Linked DNA regions of Mus musculus: regions 2, 3 and 4 are each linked to region 1. The links are chromatin loops, found by intact Hi-C in ENCODE. Cell type or tissue: heart. All regions are shown on one strand. Links, peaks and the distances in the headings refer to the core of each region. The heading gives the core; the rest is flanking DNA.

Region 1 (5,696 bases), core at 401-5,400:
GAACTCGAGATGGTTACGGATCGCGAGGCACCTGGCTTCGAGTGGTCCACAGGACGGGATGGGGGGAGGGTTGTTGGTGGCCCCTGCGGTGCGGACAGAATGTCATCCTTTGTGATGGAGCAGAAGATGAGCTGTTGTTTATTAGCTTAGAAATTGAGGTGGGGCCGATCTGACGAGACTGAGCGTGGGGGAGGGTTCCGTATTGCAATTACAATAACTTTATGATTTGGCGTGGTACTTTGGGAAGAAAGGTTGAAGTTGTTCCCTCGTTGACAGTCTCGAGAAAGGGGGTTGCAAAAGGTGCCTCGAGTTTGCCATCTCTCTGCCCCAGCTACAGGAAAAAAGAGTAGTAATGTAACCTACTGGGCTGACCTGGAAGAACAAGACTAGAGGTTAAGGGGGTGGCGGTGGCCGTGTCTGTGTGGAAATGTGGAAGGAAAGAACCTTTAGATAAATTGACTTTAGGTAACACAGAAAGGGGTGTGTGTGAAATGAGAGAAAAGAGAAAGACAATGACACCCACCAGCCACATGTCTGGACAGTGGCAGCTGTTCTCAAGCTTCAGTTGTGATTTATAGTTCAGACAGAAGAGGTCTAGTGTAATGAAGCCACAGCAGGGCAAATCCCAAACAATACCTATAAAACCATTGTAGGCAGATAACGATTTGTTTGCGGTAGGTTTGGTAGGTCTAGTGCATCCATCAATAAGAGAATTGTTAAGGGAGAAGCCAGAACATTTAACACAGATAAATTTGTGATGCTTACCCTTTTGTTTATAGCCCTGGACCAGAGCAGCTCAACTTTGCAAGAAATGAAAATGGTTAAAAGTGATTTTTGAAAAACATTTTTGAAAGGGGACAAACTAACTTTATGCTAAAGTAAGGGGTCCAGATAGGTTAGAGACAATTTTGCATTTAAGTTTTGACTTAAGACTACCATTTAACTTACTCCAAATGTTACAGCCGCCCTTCCTCCTTTTTTTCTCAATACTTAGTAATATGAAAAACATCAACTGGATTTGTTTAACATCCACCAAAAAATGGTCCTTTTTGTTGGTGGTGTTTTGTTGTTAATGTAGTAGTATAGTGGACTTAAATAGTTCCTTCCTTTGCCCTTCATTGGTCATAAGTTCCCATTTTGTTATTGTAACTAACAACACGTTTCCAGGTGAATGAGAAGACTATTGTACAGTTGCAAAAATTGAATTTATATTTGGGTCCTGAAAGAAGTCATTATTAATTGGAGTGATAGGAAGGGTTTTAAGAACTTTTAAAATTATTGTGTGCTGTAGGGTTTTCAGTAACCTGGCAGGGTAAAAAAACAAATGAAATTCAAATTAAAGCTTTAGTATTTAAGAACTAAGCTTTGCTGTGTTAGAGTATGTGTGTCCATTTTTTTTCCTTTTTTTTTTTTTTTTTTTTTTTTAAGCAAGGGGCATGGGGGCATGCAGACAGGTTCCAAGTAGCCCAGGCTGGCCTAATATTTCTTTGTAGCTGAGGACAACTTGAACTTTCCTAAACCACTGTCTCTGATTTTGAATTCTGGGATTATAGACAAATGACGGCTTGTTTTAGAGGTGCAATGCAGAGGATGGAACCCAGGGATTCATTTGTAGTGGCAAGCATTCTATCAACTGAAAAATATCCAAACCCAGAAAGTATTTCCAGTATGCTAAAGCATACACATTTACAGGTTTTAAGTAAACTGGTTTTTATGTACTTTTTTTCTCTTTCCAAATACTAAAATGAGTATGTTGGCAGCTCATCGAAATGAGAGTCTGGGGTTTAAGTCCATCTTTTGTTACAGTTCAGTATTACTGTGCTTGGACTTTCTCAGTCCAGTTAAGGGTAGTGGACTCAGTGAATGTGAGTGCGTTCTTCTGCTAGATACATCTGGTATTCTTGCCGCTCTACATTTCTTCAGAAAGTCTGTAGCTCCCTTAACTGCAGCCCTGACATTTTTAGGCATAGGAATTCTTGATGGTGTGCTCTTTAAATCTTTTGCCATTTAACGAGTACCAGAGTACTTTGTTTACAGGAAGTTTTTTGGGTGTTTTTGTTTTTAACAAGAGGCATTTTCCATATTTCATAAAAGTTACATTTAGCTCTCTATAAAGTAAATTTTCAGTATGCAGTCTCATGGTAAATAACCCCTGATTTTTTTTTCTTCCAGTCATCTGTCAGTATTAAGTTTGGGATAGCTGCTATCTATCACTGGCTGACTTGGAACTCATTATGTAGACCAGGCTACCCTTGAACTATAGAACTTATGGCAGTCCTCCTGCCTCTGCCTCCAAGGTACTGAGATTACTGGTGCCTACTGGTGTGTGTGGCTATTGTTAAAACCCTTGTGAATATTTCTATATATATTCATTCTCTCTTTAGATGTTGTTGAACACTTAACACGGAGCTGAAAGGAGATGGGCAGTAAGCTAGGAAACATGCGCTATGCCAGACTTTGAATCCTTTTCTGGTTTTGTTTGAAAAAAATTTTATTGGCATTCAAGTAGAATTCAGATCATTGATATTTGTTATGTTTATCTCCCCTTTATTATAATAACCAGTTAAAAGAATTTTTCTGTAAATAATACTCATAAAATTAGAGCTTATCATGAACTCTTAAGAATACTCTATTTGACTTAAAATATAACTTTTTTGTAAACAAACAGTAGAAGTCAGGTTCAGTGACTGATGCCCGTAATGCCAGCAGTTAGGAGGATAGATTGCCATGAATGAATTTCAGGCTTTCTTGGTTGGGTTTCATAGCAAAAACATTTTCCACTCTCAAAGATACTATATAAATGAATTTTCAATGTTTACAAACAGTAACGAATCTTTAAATGGTATACAATTATTTAAAGCTTATTTTAAAATTTCTAGCATGTTAGATTTTATTTTACAGAATGGTTGTAAAAGAGCCTTTCCTTGTTAAATTAGTAGGAAGCCCAGGAACAGCTAGCTCCAGGTTGCCCTCTCTTGGTACCTGCCCTGTAGTTCTGTGTAGTGAACATGGAGGGATTCTCTGCTGCCCTAGCTTAGTGTGATCCATGCCTGCTCTTGAGAATCCTGCAGTAAAAATAGTCTGGCCATCTGCTGGCAGATGAGACAACAGCTGAGCTATTTTTAGTTTCAAAGAATTTAAGATTGTTCAGGATAGAGCTTGAAGGTGGTGGCATTGTTTCTCTTTGGGGAGGTTCTGTTGGGACATCCTCCAGCCAGGCTTCTAGGTTCAGGAGTTTCTTTGATGTTAGGATGTAAGTAAACTAGTCAACTTCTGGTTTTAGATAGCTGTGATAATAACTACAGATGTTGGAGTGAAAGTTCATGGTTGGAATCGACACTGTTGCAAAGTAAGAGAGAGAGAAGGTTTTCAGGAAGACAGACCAGGGGGACCAGCAGGGACGCAAGAGAAGTCAGTTTTCCTCAGGCAGAATATGAGTTTCTATTGTTACTCATTCTGTGAAATTATCCTGTTGACTTAGCTTTCTTATGAGTTTGTTACCCATAAATATAATTTACCCTAGAAATATATACTTTATTTATTTACTTACTTCCTTACTTAGACAAGGTCTTGCTAGATAGATTTGATTGGCTTGGTGCTAGCTACGCAGACCAGACTAACCCAGATACAGCAGTCAGGGTGACTTTGGCCTCTCGAGTGTTGGGATGTGAGCTACCTTGAACTTGTCAGTAATAAGAATGTAATATCATGATGCAAATATTACAGAACTCCCTTGCTTCTGCCTCACTAACCTGTTCTTATTTCAAGTGGTACTGTAATAAAAGAGTATGAGTGGAGGCTGAAGTCTGTGGTGCTGGTTTTGTGGTACTTTTACTTATCACCATCTGAGACAGGGCCTTCTTCCCATTCAACCTAGAAATTACCATCTTTGTAAGACTGTCAGGGCAGTGAGCCTCTTTTCTTCCCCTGTCTACCCTCACCTCCCAGCACTGGGGTAGCAAATATGTGTCATTGTGCATACCTGGCTTTGTGTGGGTGCTGGGACTCCAAATTCAGGGCTTCATGTTTGTGCAGTACACTTTTCCCAGTGAGCTGCCTCCTACCTTCCTAACACATTTAAGATACAATTTTAATCAATTAGCAAGTCTTCTTTGCTATCTAAAGTAAAAGGTGGTGTTCAGTACCTGAGCTGCCTGAATCTTTGAGTAAAAAAAGATCCAGTGTATATGGTCTTTACTTTGACATTTCAGGTTGGTTTTAAGGATCCTTTATTCAGAATGGCCATGGATAAAATGTTGTGAAGCCTAACCTCTAGAGAAACTTTTTTTTTTATTACGTATTTTCCTCAATTACATTTCCAATGCTATCCCAAAAGTCCCCCACACCCTCCCCCCCCACTTCCCTACCTACTCATTCCCATTTTTTGGCCCTGGCGTTCCCCTGTACTGGGGCATATAAAGTTTGTGTGTCCAATGGGCCTCTCTTTGCAGTGATGGCCGACTAGGCCATCTTTTGATACATATGCAGCTAGAGTCAAGAGCTCCGGGGTACTGGTTAGATCATAATGTTGTTCCTTCGATAGGGTTGCAGACCCTTTAGCTCCTTGGGTGCTGTCTCTCGAGAAACTCTTCACCCACACATTGAGCTGACAGAGTAAGCTCAGGTTACAGTCAGATACAATCTTATTTCCATTGGGAGTTTAAACTGCACATGAAATTCTCTAAAGCAACCTAACCTGCTGAATTTTATTTACCTTCTCCTAGATTTATGAGACCGTTTTCAGTCTTTAATGTAGTTAATGCCACAGGGACACATGGTGATCACTGTTTAAGAGAAAAGACAGAGTGGTTAATGCAGTGACCAGAACTGCTGCTGAGACAGTTCTTCCGAGCAGTCCTGTGTTTAGGGAAAATGGTAGTCACGTTCCAGTTAGGTAGCTGGTAGCCAGGCATAGAGAAGGACATGCTGTCATCCCAGCACTTGTTAGGTCGACGATGATCAAGGAGTTTAAGGATGGTGGTGGCAACACCAGATCCTGTCTCAAAAACAAGAACAGCTGGGTTGGAAGCTCAGTGGATGAGTACTTGTCAGGTATGCAGGACTGCCTCTGTGGAGTCTCCACCCATGAATAAAGCAGATGTGGTGTTACAGGCCTGCAGTCTCAGAACTGAGCACCTGGAGATAGGAGGGACCAGTTCAAGGTCAGTCTGGGCTACTGGAGACCTTGTGTCAAACAAAGGTTCATGGGGTGACTAAGGTCGAAGACTAGTTTCCTTTTGTTTCCCTTGCGTCTCCTGGTACTAAATTGACTCTCCTGATAACCTTTATCTCGTAGATAAAATTATGAATAGAAAATAATTTAGGAAGTGTTTGTCATATTCCTTGTGGACAATTGAGGAAACAAATCTAACAAAGAAAAACACACAAATTATTGATGTTCCAAGCAAAATATTTTTACCTTATTTTTACAAATTTGCATATTTTTATGTATATGAGCCTTTTGCCTGCATGTATGTATGTAAGTCATACATACATGCATACATCCTTTGGTAAGTCAGATGAAATCATTAGATTGCATCCAACTGGAGTTATAGCCAGTTACGAGGGTGCATGTGTGTAACGTGAACCATACCCAGGTCCTCTGAAAGAGTGCTCAGTGCTCTTAACTGCTGAACCATCTATCTTTTCAGCCCAAAACATACATTCTTTCTGACTATATGCTTGCGAATGTGTGT
Region 2 (5,000 bases), core at 1-5,000, 200 kb before region 1:
GGAAGGTGCCCAGATATCTGGTGTTCGAACCTGCCTCCTGGCAGAAGTTGTGTTCCACTCACCAGAGGTCTTAAGATCCCGTGGAGGGTCCTGTGAGGGTGCTGGGATCCTGCAATCATGAGATCTGGGTATGTCTGAGCTCCTGGGAGTCAAGCTGCCTTTGGGACCTTGAGAATCTGGTGTGACCAAGCTCCTGGGATCCTGGGATCCTCTGATCGCTGGCATGTTAGAGTGCCTGGGAGTGGAGCTGCTTCTGGGTGTTGTGGGGCATGATGAAAAATGGCTCATCATATGAAAGTGGCCCATCCTTTAACATTATTGGACGTGGTTCTCTGTCCTTCTGAGTAATGGTAATAACTCAATTTGATTTCTGCTTGCTCCTTAATGCATTGGTCCCACATTCTCACAACCTCTTTCTTCACCCAGTCTTTGTAGTTTTCCATGTCCTTGATGTATCTTTCTCCTGTGCTTCACATATTGTGATATGTTAGACACAGTGGGATGCTCGGTCATTTACACTTAAACCCATCACATCCATCCTCTTCCACCATCTAATGACTGGGAAGCCTCTGGCCATGGTCTCTAAAGCAACTCTTGCATTACAAAACAGCTCCAAAGAAGGGGATGGGCAGGAAAGATGAAACTAGGCAGCCTCAGGAATTAGAAAGGACTATGAGTCTCTTAGGATTTTTCCAAACTATTAAAATGTCACTTTTGGTAATAAATAATTTAGAAGCCATAAAAATAAAAAGCTAGCTATTATTTGTTTATTATATTGAAATATAAATCATGAGAAATACTAAGAATTGTGTCTTTTAAAAAAAAGAGGGTAGTTTGGATTGTGTGTGCTTTTCCTCTGTATAACTTGCAATTTGACACAAATATCTTCTAAAAATTCCCCATTGCTAATCATAATGGTCCCTCCTTAGCTGGATCAACTTCCAATGTTTGTCTTTTGCACTTTCCCTGTTGTGAGACACTTCTGACAATTCTTTTAATGTGACATATTGTCAGCTTCACTTCTGGGTCATCTCTGTTTCAGCTCCATCATTTCCTTCATGTAGGTAGACATTTGTGTCTGGCTGCCTCTCTGGAGGTGTGATAGGCTGTGTCAACATTCTTAGCACTCTGCTCAAAACACTGTTCAGCTTGATTCAAATTTTACCTCCAGCTTTATCATTTTTCATCTTAGTCGACAGCTCTCTTTGCGTCATCCACGTATATAGATACCATGTAGGCTTATACCATTAGACAAGGGGTGGTACAGAGCTACATCATTTTCTGTCTACTGAATAAGAGATGCACCATGACAAATCATCCAGTAGCAAACTTTGAGAAAAGCATGGAAGCTTTGATGACCATTCTTTACCGCTGTGGCATTTTAGCAATAGAAGCCCGAGCTATGCTAACTGAGCATTACAATGTGTGAGAGGACTTATTTTATTTAACAAAACTCCAGTAACTGAAATTTGTGTTTATCTAAGTTCTGTGAAGAAAAAAACACCTGTACTCAGCTCTCTTTTCCTTTGTATGATATGCCTTCAAAATGCCAGGCATGATGCTGGCTCATTATGACCAAACATAGCTAACCATTGGTAGTATGCTGTCTTGGTACACAATTTACAAAACCTCTATCTACAAAATGATAACCCTTTATTCCAAGTGAATTGACTTAGAAAAAAAAAGTAAAAGGTATCTAATACTATTTTCTTCCTAGTGACACAAAATATTTCACATATTCAGCTTTATTTAAAAATACAGGCTATTTCTCAGCCTCCACTTTTCCCACTGGTCATTCTAGGTGGTTACAATATAAATTAAGGATAAAAGCTACACACTAGGAGATAGATCAAGAGCTTTCCTTGTAAACACTAGGACCCAAGTTCAGTGCCCAGAAGCTCAGTTTTACAAGACCTAGGTATATGGCTCACAATGACAGGAGGATTCTGGGGACTGCTGGCCTGCCAGCCTAGCCAAATTCACAGGCCACAGAACCCAATAGAATCCCTGTCTCAACCACAAGATGGACAGTTCCTGCAGAATGATAGCTGAGGTTGACCCCTGGCCTCCATGTGCATGTGTCTGCACACACATGAACAAACACACACAGGGCAGGGAGGACTGGGGGTACACGACTAGAATTTATAGGATTAGCATATGATGTTCATTTCTTCATCCCATATTAACCGAGTTTATTGTTTGTGAATCTTTCAAACTCTTATTTAGCCAACTCCAACTATTTCATATTCAACAGGCATCTTGGACTCTGCTGGCAATAATAAGCTTTATAGACCAAGCTCCTCCCCTGCTGATTCCTGACAAAGTCTCTTCCTCTAAGCAGTTTCTCCACTCTTGAGATTTATGTAGCATCTTTTGCTGAGATGCCCCAACTTTGGTGTTGAAGTGTGCTTTCTTTCTAAATCATTTTACTCCATGGTGGTCCAAGTGAGGATGCTTTTCCTGATTGATGGTGGCCATGCCCCTTCCTGTGGCCCAGTTGTAACACTCCCAGCCCTCCCAAGGAGTTCTTCACTGACTGTGTGATTATTTTTTTGTACAAGTGATTCTACTAGAAAAAAAAACAGCAATAGAAGAAATCTTAAAAGCTACATTTTCTAAAGAGCCAATAATTCTGGTCTGTAAAATGATGACCCTTTATTCCAGGTTGTCATGGAGCTTGAAGCAACACCTAACCAGATCCAAAAATAGTGAACAGAAGACAAGGTCTTCTTTCTCCCACCAAACAAAGAATTAGTGTTTTTACCTTTTATCTTATACCACACATTTGTTTTTGTAAATTCTGATTTGTAGTGTATATATATTTAAGGGGAATCCAAAGCAGTCTTGGTACATAATAAACTCTAATATATAAATATATCAGTTCTCTTTCTTAAGTAACCCCTGTCATGATCTAGATGAATACCATCTCTATCTTTTATCTCCTTCAGAATATAATATTTAAAACTTTGATATCTTTTCTGAACAGAATTTAAATCAAAATCTGTTTTAGTAAAACATTTTCAAACCTAGTGGAGCCAATGAGTGCAGTTCCAAGGACTAACCACACTGAGGCATGTGGTGCATGGTTTTGTGACTGGCTGTCAGATCCCTATGTAATTCCCACAAGCAACAATCATACTCCAGAAATTAAACTCACCAGAATCAGATGTAATGGATTCATAGGCACCTCTTTCTCTGTGTAAATGATGGTATGTGTCTATACATTCAAATAAAAGCACGGCACACTTCTGTTTTTTATGGTCGTGAGTTGAACAACAGAAAGTAGACACATTATCATTATCTCTGTAGAAAATTAAACCACAGGAAAGGGGAAGGCCTGCATCCTTACTGCTTGAAGCAGTCAAGCCTCAATTACCCTGCCCGAGCAATACTCCTCGGTCATCATATCATGATTATTCTTGCTTTGTCTGACCAGATAGAGGATAGCTGCAATTCTTAGGGAGTTATAGAAATCACAAATTTAGCATGTGCATGACATTATCACCCTGATTGTTGTACAGTAGAAGAACACATACTGGCAGGAGTTCTAGATTCAACCCATTCCTGAATAGAACACTCAAAAATCACATTCTTGATTAATATTCAGAAATAAGGATCTTTAAAATAAAAGACCTGATAATATATTAAACAAAAGATGACATGGCAGAGAAACCCAAAAACCCTTAAATATAAAAATTAGATTTTCCTAAGTTTCAGTGATTAAGGTAGCTTAAAGCTGTATAGTAAAAGTATGGGATGAGAGACATAACTAGTATAGTAAAAATAGTCTAATACACAGAGACTCAACATTCAATACTTACAGGCTACATGTTGTTTTCAAGGACAAATGAAGTATTCACAAAAATTGATAAAATTCTAGGTCACAAAGTATTGCTGAACCCAAATAACTCTATTCTTGGCTGTGGTGGTGGAGGGGGTGCTCCTCATTACCCACCTCAGTATTCTGGGTTCTCAAATGAAACACACACACACAACCTTATATTTTAATATGCCTAAAACAGCTCAATGGTTGAGCCACTTCCAAACCTCCATGTGGTTAACACATTCCCCTCCAATATTCCTGAGTTATTACTTACTAAAACCTATATGTCATCTTGGCTGCCCTGGATGCAGACTTGTAGCCCTCTCAGGCTGAATTCCCTGACACCTACATGATGACAATGTTTTCTGTTAGGCACCTCTCAGGTACAGCTTCTACTTCTTTCCTGGCATGGCAACTATCTCTCCCCCTGCTCCTTCCTCAGTCCTAAAGTCCCACCTCTGTCTTCCTGCTCAGCCACTGGCTGCCAGCAACTTTATTTACCAATCAAAACCAACTGAGGGCATGACCACCACATCAACTAACATATGCTTCCATAGTTAGGAAAATACCAGGCTAACCATAAAATTACCAGACTGAAGGAAATATTAGAGATCAGAATAAATAGAGAATAGAAAAATTGTAATATAAAAATTTCAATACAACTGAATTTGGATTTTTGAAAAAAAAAGAAACATAATCAATTAGCTTCTAGCCTAAGAATAAAGAAAAGTTATGAATGAATAAAATAATAAGTCCAAGTGATGACTAAAATAGAAATATCAGAATGTAAAAGGATAACAAGAGACTATTACATATGATTTCCAAAAATTGTATAACCTTAAGAAAATGGGTGAATTCCTAGAGGGAAATAATGTAACTTGCTAAGATTGGATCATGAAGAATTAAGATACTTCAACATATCAATAACAAATAAAGATACTGAAGAAGTTATTGATAAGTTTCCAACAAAGAAACCTCAAGATCAGTTGATTTCACAACGGACTTTTACCAAACACTCAAAGAGTTATTGCCTATATGAGTGTACATATCTGAGTTTATATGTGTGTGTTTATGCACACACATGCCATAATCAAATATGGAAATCAGAAGAAAACTTTAGAGAGTAGGGTCTCTCTTTGTACTGTGAGATCCAGAGATCAAACTCAGATTGACAGGC
Region 3 (5,696 bases), core at 311-5,310, 530 kb before region 1:
ACAGCTTCAATGAAGTATCTGGATATAAAATTAACTCAAGCAAGTCAATGGCCTTTCTGTGTACAAAGGATAAACAGGCTGAGAAAGAAATTAGGGAAACAACACCCTTCTCAATAGTCACAAATAATATAAAATACCTTGGTGTGACTCTAACTAAAGAAGAGAAAGATCTGTATGATAAGAACTTCAAGTCTCTGAAGAAAGAAATTAAAGAAGATCTCAGAAGATGGAAAGATCTCCCATGCTCATGGATTGGCAGGATCAATATAGTAAAAATGGCTATCTTGCCAAAAGCAATCTACAGATTCAATGCAACCCCCATCAAAATTCCAACTCAATTCTTCAACGAATTAGAAAGGGCAATCAGCAGATTCATCTGGAGTAACAAAAAACCTAGGATAGCAAAAACTCTTCTCAAGGATAAAAGAACCTCTGGTGGAATCACCATGCCTGACCTAAAGCTGTACTACAGAGCAATTGTGATAAAAACTGCATGGTACTGGTATAGTGACAGACAAGCAGACCAATGGAACAGAATTGAAGACCCAGAGATGAACCCATACACCTATGGTCACTTGATCTTTGACAAGGGAGTTAAAACCATCCAGTGGAAAAAAGACAGCATTTTCAACAAATGGTGCTGGCACAACTATCGGTTATCATGCAAATTGATCCATTTCTATCTAAGGTCAAATCTACGTAAGTATCTCCTTGTACTAAGTCAAATCTACATTTCTATCTCCTTGTACTAAGGTCAAATCTAAGTGGATTAAGGAACTCCACATGAACCAGAGACACTGAAACTTATAGAGGAGAAAATAGGGAAAAGCCTTGAAGATATGGGCACAGGGGAAAAATTCCTGAATAGAACAGCAATGCTTGTGCTGTAAGATCGAGAATCGATAAATGGGACCTCATAAAATTGCAAAGTTTCTGCAAGGCAAAAGACACCGTCAATAAGACAAAAAGACCACCAACAGATTGGGAAAGGATCTTTACCTATCCCAAATCGGATAGGGGACTAATATCCAATATATATAAAGAACTCAAGAAGGTGGACTCCAGAAAATCAAATAACCCCATTTAAAAATGGGGCTCAGATCTGAACAAAGAATTCTCACCTGAGGAATACCGAATGGCAGAGAAGCACCTGAAAAAATGTTCAACATCCTTAATCATCAGGGAAATGCAAATCAAAACAACCCGGAGATTCCACCTCACACCAGTCAGAATGGCTAAGATCAAAAGTTCAGGTGACAGCAGATGCTGGCAAGGATGTGGAGAAAGAGGAACATTCCTCCATTGTTGCTGGGATTGAAAGCTTGTACAACCACTCTGGAAAACAGTCTGGCGATTCCTCAGAAAATTGGACATAATACTACTGGAGGATCCCTCAATACCTCTCCTGGGCATATATCCAGAAGATGTCCCAACTGGTAAGAAGGACACATGCTCCACTACGTTCATAGCAGCCTTATTTATAATAGCCAGAAGCTGGAAAGAACCCAGATGCCCCTCAACAGAGGAATGGATACAGAAAATGTGGTACATCTACACAATGGAGTACTACTCAGCTATTAACAAGAATGAATTTATGAAATTCCTAGGCAAATGGATGGACCTGGAGGGCATCATCCTGAGTGAGGTAACCCAATCACAAAGGAACTCACACAATCTGTACTCACTGATAAGTGGATATTAGCCCAGAATCTTAGGATACCCAAGATATAAGATACAATTTTCTAAACACATTAAACTGAAGAACGAAGACCAAAGTGTGGACACTTTGCCAAAAAAAAAAAAAAAAGCAGCTCTTTAATAGAAACACTGGGCAGTGGTGGCACATGCCTTTATTCCCAGCGCTTGGAGGGCAGAGGCAGGTGGATTTCTGAGTTTGAGGCCAGCCTGCTCTACAGAGTGAGTTCCAGGACAGCCAAGGCTACACAGAGAAACCCTGTCTCAAACAACCAAAAAAAAAAAAAAAAAGAAAGAAAGAAAGAAAGAAAGAAAGAAAGAAAGAACGACAGAAAGAGATCATGATTTGGGAAAAGTATTACAAATAACTTACAAACAGGAACTATTTGGTTTTAATACCTACTGAGCACATTATAATAGTTATATATGCATAAGTGTACCACCTTAGAGCTCTTTAAACCTATGTATGACCTCATGGACATGTGATAACATGTGCTGTTAGTTAGCATTCGCTGTTTAGATAGATGCAGTCATGAGATGGTACTTGGCTTGGAGTTCTGGCTGTGTGGATGTTTTCCCCCTGCGAATTAGCAAAAGTAAAAAACTAATCCCCATAGATTATGATTGCTACCGTAACCTCATCATGAAGAGCAGTCAAGGTCAGATCTCCCAATTCCTTGGTAGAAATTGCCTTGATGTTTGCACTGGCAGCAATTCTCACTCCTAAGAAGACTATCTGGTTGACTGACCACCAAAGTTACAGTGAACTTGGCAAATTCCCAAGAGTACAAAGTCTTGTTCTCAGCCTTGTAGACATCCATGGCCAGCCATTTGGTCATCGTGAATTCATCCCCACAATGGGCAAGCCTATGGCAGGTCCCACATGATACCTTTCTAACAGCTTAGACAGAATCCATACCCATATCTGATCTTTCCTGTCTCCTATATCTGTAATGGGGCCTGAAATTACTAACAAAGCTGGACACTAGTCCTCAAAAGTCTATTGAGAGATATTTTCAAATGTATCAAGCAGTGCATAAAATCCCTAGTGAAAACCAATTCTAACAACAGGATGGACATCTAGAAACCACAAGGCAACTTATTAATTTACAAAGACAACACCACCACCAGGTGGCAGATGTGCACATTGATCACAGCCCCATCTCCCAGTGAGAGAGGTACAAGGAAAGCCATACATTCTCCAGTTGGCTGCTTAGTTCAAGTGGATCAAAAAAGGGTACAGATAGTGTGCTGGGGCAGATAGTGTGCTGGGCACAGATAGTGTGCTGGGGCACAGATAGTGTGCTAGGGGCAGATAGATGTGCTGGGCACAGATAGTGTGCTGGGGCAGATAGTATGCTGGGCACAGATAGTGTGCTGGGCACAGATAGATGTGCTGAGCACAGATAGTGTGCTAGGGGCAGATAGATGTGCTGGGCACAGATAGTGTGCTGGGGCAGATAGTGTGCTGGGCACAGATAGATGTGCTGGGCACAGATAGATGTGCTGGGCACAGATAGATGTGCTGGGGCAGATAGTGTGCTGGGCACAGATAGATGTGCTGGGGGCAGATAGATGTGCTGGGGGCAGATAGATGTGCTGGGGGCAGATAGATGTGCTGGGGGCAGATAGATGTGCTGGGGGCAGATAGATGTGCTGGGGGCAGATAGATGTGCTGGGGGCAGATAGATGTGCTGGGCGCAGATAGATGTGCTGGGGGCAGATAGATGTGCTGGGGGCAGATAGATGTGCTGGGCGCAGATAGATGTGCTGGGGGCAGATAGATGTGCTGGGGGCAGATAGATGTGCTGGGGGCAGATAGATGTGCTGGGCGCAGATAGATGTGCTGGGGGCAGATAGATGTGCTGTGGGGGCAGATAGATGTGCTGGGCGCAGATAGATGTGCTGGGGGCAGATAGATGTGCTGGGGGCAGATAGATGTGCTGTGGGGGCAGATAGATGTGCTGTGGGGGCAGATAGATGTGCTGGGGGCAGATAGATGTGCTGGGGGCAGATAGTTGGGCTGTGGGGGCAGATAGATGTGCTGGGGGCAGATAGTTGGGCTGTGGGGGCAGATAGTTGGGCTGTGGGGGCAGATAGTTGGGCTGTGGGGGCAGACAGTGTGCTACTGGCAGATGGATGTGTTTGGGGCAGATAGACAGATGGGTTTTGTGCATTCATTTGCTCATCTGGAGCTCACCCCCACAATGGTCAAGCTCTGCCGGGTCCCACAACTCTGTAACACAGCTTAGACAGGTACTGCTACCAGATCTGCTCTTTCCTGTGCCCTGTATTTGTAATGGGGTCTGGGATTATTAATGCTGCTGTCATTAGCTCCTTGAAAGTCTATCAAGAGGTATTTTCAAATGTATTAAGTACTACATAAAATTCCCAATGAAAACATAACAGTTTTATAATAATAGATCTACCCAACTGCCTTAAGATTCTCTATAGCCTAACTTGTTCTTAGTCCTTGTCCTAGCCAGGTAAAAAAAATTAACTATTCTTCCCCTTACTAAATGAACCCAGATTTTGGCATGGCTTCTTTGAGATTATTTCTGGGTTGCTTTGGTTAAAGTTTGATAAATTTCCAACTTTCTGTCACACAATCACAATTTCTTCATCATGCTAATGCATAGTTCATTCCACTACAGAGCTGACAAGATCTATCATTTCTTCTCCACCTCAGTCCTTGAAAGATCCTTTATTATTGTCTTCAAGGATCAGCTGCTGTACAGCACAGAATTATTAAGAACCAATATGTTTTGTGTAGTCTGCAGAATGATCTATAATAACATATTTTCAAATTTGAGTGAGTAAGTTTATAAGCACATTGCAAGTCAAAGTTAAATAATAAACAGAAATAGGTAGATGAGAGATGGATGGATAGATAGATAGATAGATAGATAGATAGATAGATAGATAGATAGATAGATAGATAGATAAAATGCCAAACACCAAATCAAATGCTTAAAATATCCAGTAGAAATTGAGATTTTGAGGTAGCCAGCTGGAGTTCCCAACTGACCTTTCTCTCCATAGCTGAACTTCCTATGGCTGAATATCAGGCCCCTCTCTCAGACTGTGGACACTTTTACATCATGAAATAAATAAATAAATAAATAAGAGTAACATCCACTGGAAATAGTTTACCTTCTAGCTTCTCTAAAGTGCCCAGTGATTTAACTTGGGGGCTACTTCTCCCTGTTACAGAGTTAGGGGGACAGATCATTGACAGATAAGGCGCCCTGGAGAGTACTTTGAGATAAGCATCTTGGTTCTGAAATGCAGTGGGTGAGGAGCACAACAATTCTAGAACTAGATTCTCAAACAGTACATGACAATTTACTAATACAATGTTTGTTACACAAAATATTATAGCAAGGAGAGCCTGCATAGTGCAGTACCTTCACTTTAGCTTCCATAATATTTCTTAAACACTACTCATACACTGATTCCTAGCTCGAAATCCACTTCCTATTCTCGCTAATGTCTGGAGCCAGAGATCTGCTTTGCAATTCAATTGCATTTCCCAAGAGACTCTAGGCAAATCACCTAACCCTCTGGGCTTCAATTTCCTTCTGTGTAAAATATGTAAAGTAGCAACCATACCTCCGGAGGCTGCTGTGGATGAGGTAATCAAAGAATGCATGCAAAAGTGGTATGTATGTATTAGCAAATAGGGCATTGGGAAATAGAGACACCTAGATAATTTGCAGAGCATTTGTCACACCTAAATTCAACTCTTGTTAATTAATGCTCTCTGCAACATTCTTCTAGGTCAGAAGCATCAGGATTTTATCAACTCTGTCTATTCTATAAATTATTCTATTATAAATATTAAAATAAAATTGGGGTTAGGAGGTTATCTCACTCAATAGTGTAATTACCTCGCAACATGAAGACCTGAAATCAAGCCTCAGAACTTACATTTTGAAAGACAGGCATGATTACATGTGCTTATAATCACAAAATGAGGGAGACAAAACAGGTAGATTTCT
Region 4 (5,696 bases), core at 390-5,389, 190 kb after region 1:
GACATCTATGTTCACACAGCCAGGACTCGAGAGCATCCTGGAAAGGAGGGAAAGAATCCAGGAGCTGGAAGATGGGGAGGGCTGCTGGGAAATGCTGAGTTCTGGGAATGAGCCAGCTCTCACTCTTACAACCCACAACAGCTGCAAGACCTGTGTGTTCAGTGTATATTATTTACAACTTCGTAAAAAGATTACTTTCTTCACCAAAGCTAGTTTTGTTATTCTTGTTTTTAAGAAAGGATCTCTCGGGGGCTGGAGAGATGGCTCTGAGGTTAAGAGCACTGACTGCCCTTTCAGAGGTCCTGAGTTCAATTCCCAGCAACCACATGGTGGCTCACAACCATCCGTAATGAGATGTGACATCCTCTTCTGGAGTGTCTGAAGACAGCTACAGTGTACTTACATATATAATAATAAATAAACCTAAGAAAGAAAGAAAGAAAGGAAGAAAGAAAGAAAGAAAGAAAGAAGGAAAGAAGGAAGGAAGGAAGGAAGGAAGGAAGGAAGGAAGGAATCTCTCTACCTGAAATTACTATGTAGATCAGGTTGGCCTTCCACTCTAAGATACCCACCTATCTATCTATCCAGCCAGAGTGCTGAGATCAAAGGTATGCATCACCACACTGGACAGAAACTGTAATGTTTCTAGTTTCTAGGGGAAAAAAAATTTTTTTTTCTAAAAACGTATCAAATTCAGTAACAAAATATGGGACAAAAAGGAGCTACTAGTCACTAATGCCACAAGGCCTGGAGATATGGAACCCTAAAAACACAAATCCCAGCAAGCTGTCTGGTTTGAAAAAGTTTAGTTCACATACATTAAGTTGAAACTAGTAAGACATGCTAACAGAAATTTCCAAACATGGTTAAAATTCAAGAATCAAATTTGAACAACATCAAAGATGTTTACTTAAGCGGTAAGTAAGTGTTTTCAACAGACAGAAATGGTAAGTACTTGCCATCCCAGTTACTCCCTACTCAGGACAGAGGCAGGCAGAAAAGATCCCAAGTTTAAGCAGTCAATCTTCAATATACTCCATCAAAACAGAACGTAACTACTTTAAGATACAAGGACAAACATGGGGTCAAATGAACACAGGTAGGGATAACCCACAAGTAAATGCTGGGCAATGTTCACTTGAATGAATGCGGAAGACCTGAAGCTGGATAAAATGTCAGGATTCCCTCCTAACAGTAACTTAGTACCAATTATTATTACAACTTCTGAAACTCATCTTAGGTAACAGTAACTACAATAAACTATCTATTAACCAATAGCCTTTTCCCCAGTAATGACCTTTTGCCAAAGGCTATTAGGAGCAATACTGTAGTTAAACAATTTAGATGAACTACTACTGCACTGATGTATGGACGCATCAAGAACACACAATAATGGCAACCCGAGTTTCTTAGTAAGAGGGCGCTGGGAAATAATTATATGACTGGAGCTTGAACTGGGTGACTTCGGAAAAAGTGTAAGAGAACAGAACTTTGCCATCAGGAAGTGGGAAAAATTTTAATTAAATTCTAATTAAAAATTCATAATAAATCTTACCTATAGTATGAGGTTAAAATGAAACAAAAAAAAAAAAAAAAAGAGGCAGCTACCTGCAAAAAAAAATGACTCTACTACAAGAAAAAAGGACTAGGGACAGATGCTCAGGGAGAAATAAGATGTAGACAAGAACAAGGGCAGGCATAAAAGACAGAGGGGAAAATGAAGTTTCTCATTGAACTAGCCAGAAAGGGTCTCACAGTCTTCTTCTCCTTAGCATATACATGAGCATTTGACTATGAGTACCATCCAAATCTGGACAAATCACTCTGAATTTTGCTAAAGAAAAGGTGTCCTGAAAGCATCCTTTCCTGTTTGCCTTATCTGAACCTATCTGCTCCCCTCCCAGGCCATCCCAGAGATTCCAGAGAGAAAGAGCCTCTCTATGGGAGCACGTCAGCAAATACTTCACACCAGCAAGTTCACAAAAAAAGGGGGGGCAAAACAAAACAAAACAAAAAAAAGTGTCTCCCTACTTTTTTGGAGCTCTTTTTTGCTTATCAACATGACAAGCCATTCTTCCACATAAAACTTAGCTTCTTAGAATAACTGGCTTTCTATAAAGCCTTTTTTTCTTTTCTTTTCTTTCCCCCCTGGAGGCAGGGTCTCACTATATAACTCTGGTTGGCTTAGAACTCAAGAGATCTGCTTACCTCTGTCTCCAAAGTGGTGGGATTAAAGGCATGTGCCACCACACCCAGCTATAAAATTGTTTTGATTGCTTTTAGGACCTTACACTGTACAAACTGTTTGAAAACTAAGTCTTATCAAAACTTCTACGTTAGCTTCTTAATCTTATTATCTTCAGAGCCAGATATATCTCAAAAGATGAGTCTCACTGCTAACATTTAATGAAAACTTGATTTGGGTCTGGAAAAAATGGCTCAAAACGTAGACACTTGCAGCCATGATGACGGAGTTTGACAGCTGGGATTCTGTAGGAGGAGAGAAAATTAAGATACACACACACACACATCATACACATATATATATGTATGTGTGTGTATATATATATGTGTGTGTGTGTGTATATACATACACACAGTACGTATTTCTTTCAAACCAGATTCTAATTCCACACAAAGATACACTATCAAGGCAGAGAAAGTTCTCTCATCAAGCAACCACAGTGAGAGAAAAGCAACAGATTTCATAGGGATATGGAGAAGATTAAGTTTAACTTGCAAAGTGTTAAACATTAACCAACCCTCCGGGTGCAAGCACTCTGCGAGGCTTAGCAGCGATGCGCCAGCAGAAGAGAAGGCGCAGGAGAGCCACTAAGGTCTCCAGAGACGCAGCGGGTGGCAGATGCCTCTGAAAGCGTCAACGCGTTGTCAGGCAACCGGCGGGCCCAGAGGCCGCCCGGGAGTCTGCAGCGCGCGTGCAGGGCACCGCCCCCAGCCCGGCAGCCTCGAGACCAGCACCTGGGGCCAAGCCGGGCCACCGCCTCGCGACCCGCGCCTCAAGCCCTGCCCCCACAACACCCCGGAGCTTCCCGGCTCCGCCCGGCAGGCTCGAACCCCCGCCCGGCTACAGCGACCCGGGCCGGCCTCCCGCGCCAGGGCGCCGACTCTTCGCACAGCCGTCCACACCCGCTACCCACCGACTTACTCCCAGCGAGAAGCCACGCTCCCAGCGGGCTCCACAGTCCGTGGTTCCGGCGACTCCGGCGCGGACCTAAAAACCGGTCGCCCGCTCAGGACTCCGCCTCCCAGGCCCAGCCCCCCGCCCGCCCTCCACCAACGGCCAGGCGCGGCCCCGCCCCTCGGGCTGCTGGCGGAGGCCGCGCGGCCGAGGGCGCCCCCTGCAGCCCCGGAGGCCACCCGGTGCACCCGCTGCTGCGCCCAGGGATTCCTGAAATGTGACCACTCCCAGGCTAAATCCCAGCCATCCAAGCCCAGGACGGTCTCCAGTCACGAAGTGTGGATGTGAGAGAAGGAATGTCCGCACCAGCAGTCTGGTCAACTCTCTGTCCTGGGCTTTCATTACCATTTCAACATGTTATTCTGTATGTTTCGAGTGGCTGTGTATTGTGACCACTGGAACAAGCTTACACAAGCTTCTCAGAAAGAACTTAAGATACTAATGTACTCTAATGTCCCTAGTGTGCCCGAAGTTATACTTTAAGAAGATTCTATTTTTATTTTTGGTTTCGTTATTTTGTCTCCAATAGTCCAGGGAGAAAGCGGGGTTGGAACTCTTGATTCTCCATTCTCCACCTCCCAAGTACTGGAATTAGAAGAATGTTGCAATGTCCTTGCTCTGTTTTGTTTGCCCAGCTCCTTGACTTTTTGAAACAGGGTCTCCTGCAGCCCAGGCAAAAGCACCTGCATTAGAAGAGGATACAGACGGGCAGTAGTGGTGCACGCCTTGAATCCCAGCACTCAAGCAGGCAGCTCTCGAGTTTGAGGCCAGCCTGGACTACATAGTTCCAGAACTGCAAAAACCCCGGGGTCCAGGTGAAGCAGCTACAGAGCCTTCGAATTCCTGTGAAGGAGCAGTTACTGACGAAGAGTTAAGGAAAGGCATCTCCGAGCTGTGCTTTTTAAAATCTGTGTGCTCTAAAGCAGAAATGTCAAGAAGTGCATTTCAAGCAATGCCTAACAACTAATATATTACTAAGCCAAGGAAAAAAGTTCTAATAGAATGAAAAACTGGGTTGGGGGAGCTAAAAGAAGATGATGAAGCTGGAGAAGTCTTTAAGAACCGTGTTACGAAAAAAATTAAATATATTAGAATTAAATAAAACACAAATTTCATGCATGCCTTCAACTTACAGTCTAGTGGGCAATTGGGGATGAGAATGTGAGGGAAGAAAACCTAAAAATACGACTGAAACAAATTTCACATTAACTGCTGGAAGGCACAGGTTGCGGAGATTAAATCTGCACTGAGACAAACCTTTTTTAAAAAGTAGCGCCTAAGGCATTCACCGCTCCTAACACTTGTATAAAATGTTACCCTATAAAGTCCCTAAAAAAGTTAATCTTAGCAACCGGTAACTTTTGCTTGCCACCTCGCAACAGTAGCGAAAACACAAAAGCGGAACGCCAACCACAAACCCCGGAGGCTTAACACACCGCAAATTATCTTAAAAGAGTCACGCGATCTTCCCCCTCCAAAACCAATAATCCGGAGATACTTACACCTCTGTTTCTCTAGAGATATTTAGTATTCCAAACAATTTATTTCGTTTGAAGCACCTACACTCACATAAACATAATTCCCCAAACTCAAGTTTCCTCCTACACACAATATGGTGGCATCTGAGTCTGCGCAGTACGAGCCGAGCCGGCCGACTCCTTCCTGGCAGGCCAATAGTCCCGCCTTCCGGCGCGAAAGGCTGTACCATTCCCACACCGAGGCTTTGCGTCCCTCGCAGTTCACACGAACGGATTTCCGAGCCAGCATGTTCTCGTTTCACCGGCAAGACTGATCTTAGCCGAGCCGAGCCGAGCCAACCCTAAGGAAGTGTTTTCTATGTCGCTGCGCCGCCGCCGCGCCCCAGCGCGCGAATGGTCTGGACCAACGTCACCTCCGGTCTCAAGTGTCATGGCTGCCTTGAGAGTCTAGTGAGTGTGCACCCTGGTGGGGAAGGTCCAAAGCCCGCACGCTGAGGCCCAGTAGAAGAAAGTTGCATCTTGATTGTGGAGCGACAGCTTCTCCGGTGCCTCGGCCATGGCAGCTTCCGGGAGTGGTATGGCCCAGAAAACCTGGGAATTGGCCAACAACATGCAGGAAGCGCAGAGTATCGATGAAATCTACAAATATGACAAAAAACAACAACAAGAAATCCTGGCGGCGAAACCCTGGACTAAGGAGTGAGGAGGTCCCTGGCGAGACGCAGGGGAGGGCAGGGATGGCGGGACTGTGAGAGACCCGCGAGGGGTGGGAGATGAAGGGTGTGGTGAGCTTGGCTTTCTGTGGGGCGTCGACCGAATATTGGCCACAGTGGCCTTAGTCTGCCTTGTCAGTAGAGCCTTACCTGTCCTCTAGGGCCTGCTTCGATTCCCCTTTTAGAAAGTTTCTTGCCTTCAGGGCGTGTAAAGGGCTGACTTGGGGTGCGACTTTTGTCAACATGATTATTTTTGTAAATCTCACACACTCTGCCTTGAACCTGGTGGCTACATGCAGTTAGTTG

The links. Hi-C counts contacts between places; a loop is a spot of excess contacts. Peaks named below come from ENCODE experiments on the same cell type or tissue, not always from the same donor. Only the 100,000 strongest peaks of a DNase experiment are listed, where the experiment ranks them.
Region 2: a loop joins it to region 1, with 3 times the contacts of the local background. A loop is called at or near these places in 6 of 42 quality-filtered maps.
Region 3: it touches region 1 in a loop (3-fold over the local background); 4 of 42 quality-filtered maps call a loop at or near these places.
Region 4: it touches region 1 in a loop (4-fold over the local background); 3 of 42 quality-filtered maps call a loop at or near these places.

Annotation. Positions count from the first base shown.
Region 1 is chr1:10,226,504-10,232,199 of GRCm38, reverse strand. The region is part of intron 1 of Arfgef1 (ADP-ribosylation factor guanine nucleotide-exchange factor 1(brefeldin A-inhibited)); the gene reads left to right. Among named protein-coding and RNA genes, the nearest start is that of Arfgef1, 3.3 kb to the left of the region's middle. In heart, for the core only: a CTCF peak has its summit at 2,995; a DNase peak (open chromatin) is centred at 3,039; H3K4me3 peaks cover 782 bases; H3K27ac peaks cover 1,408 bases.
Region 2 is chr1:10,428,178-10,433,177 of GRCm38, reverse strand. The region is part of intron 6 of Cpa6 (carboxypeptidase A6); the gene reads left to right. Among named protein-coding and RNA genes, the nearest start is that of Gm25253, 120 kb to the left of the region's middle. In heart, for the core only: a CTCF peak has its summit at 3,056; no DNase peak of the experiment used is centred there.
Region 3 is chr1:10,756,914-10,762,609 of GRCm38, reverse strand. No RefSeq gene overlaps it. Among named protein-coding and RNA genes, the nearest start is that of Cpa6, 40 kb to the right of the region's middle. In heart, for the core only: a CTCF peak has its summit at 2,815 (motif pointing right); no DNase peak of the experiment used is centred there.
Region 4 is chr1:10,037,350-10,043,045 of GRCm38, reverse strand. It overlaps Cops5 (COP9 signalosome subunit 5), which reads left to right and starts at 4,887. Exons shown (of 8, transcript NM_013715.2): 1 at 4,887-5,376. The coding sequence starts at 5,234. Cspp1 (centrosome and spindle pole associated protein 1) reads right to left here and starts at 4,828. Exons shown (of 30, transcript NM_026493.3): 1 at 4,702-4,828. In heart, for the core only: CTCF peaks have their summits at 3,207, 3,406 (motif pointing left) and 5,167; DNase peaks (open chromatin) are centred at 3,065, 3,275, 4,925 and 5,105; H3K4me3 peaks cover 3,256 bases; H3K27ac peaks cover 2,775 bases.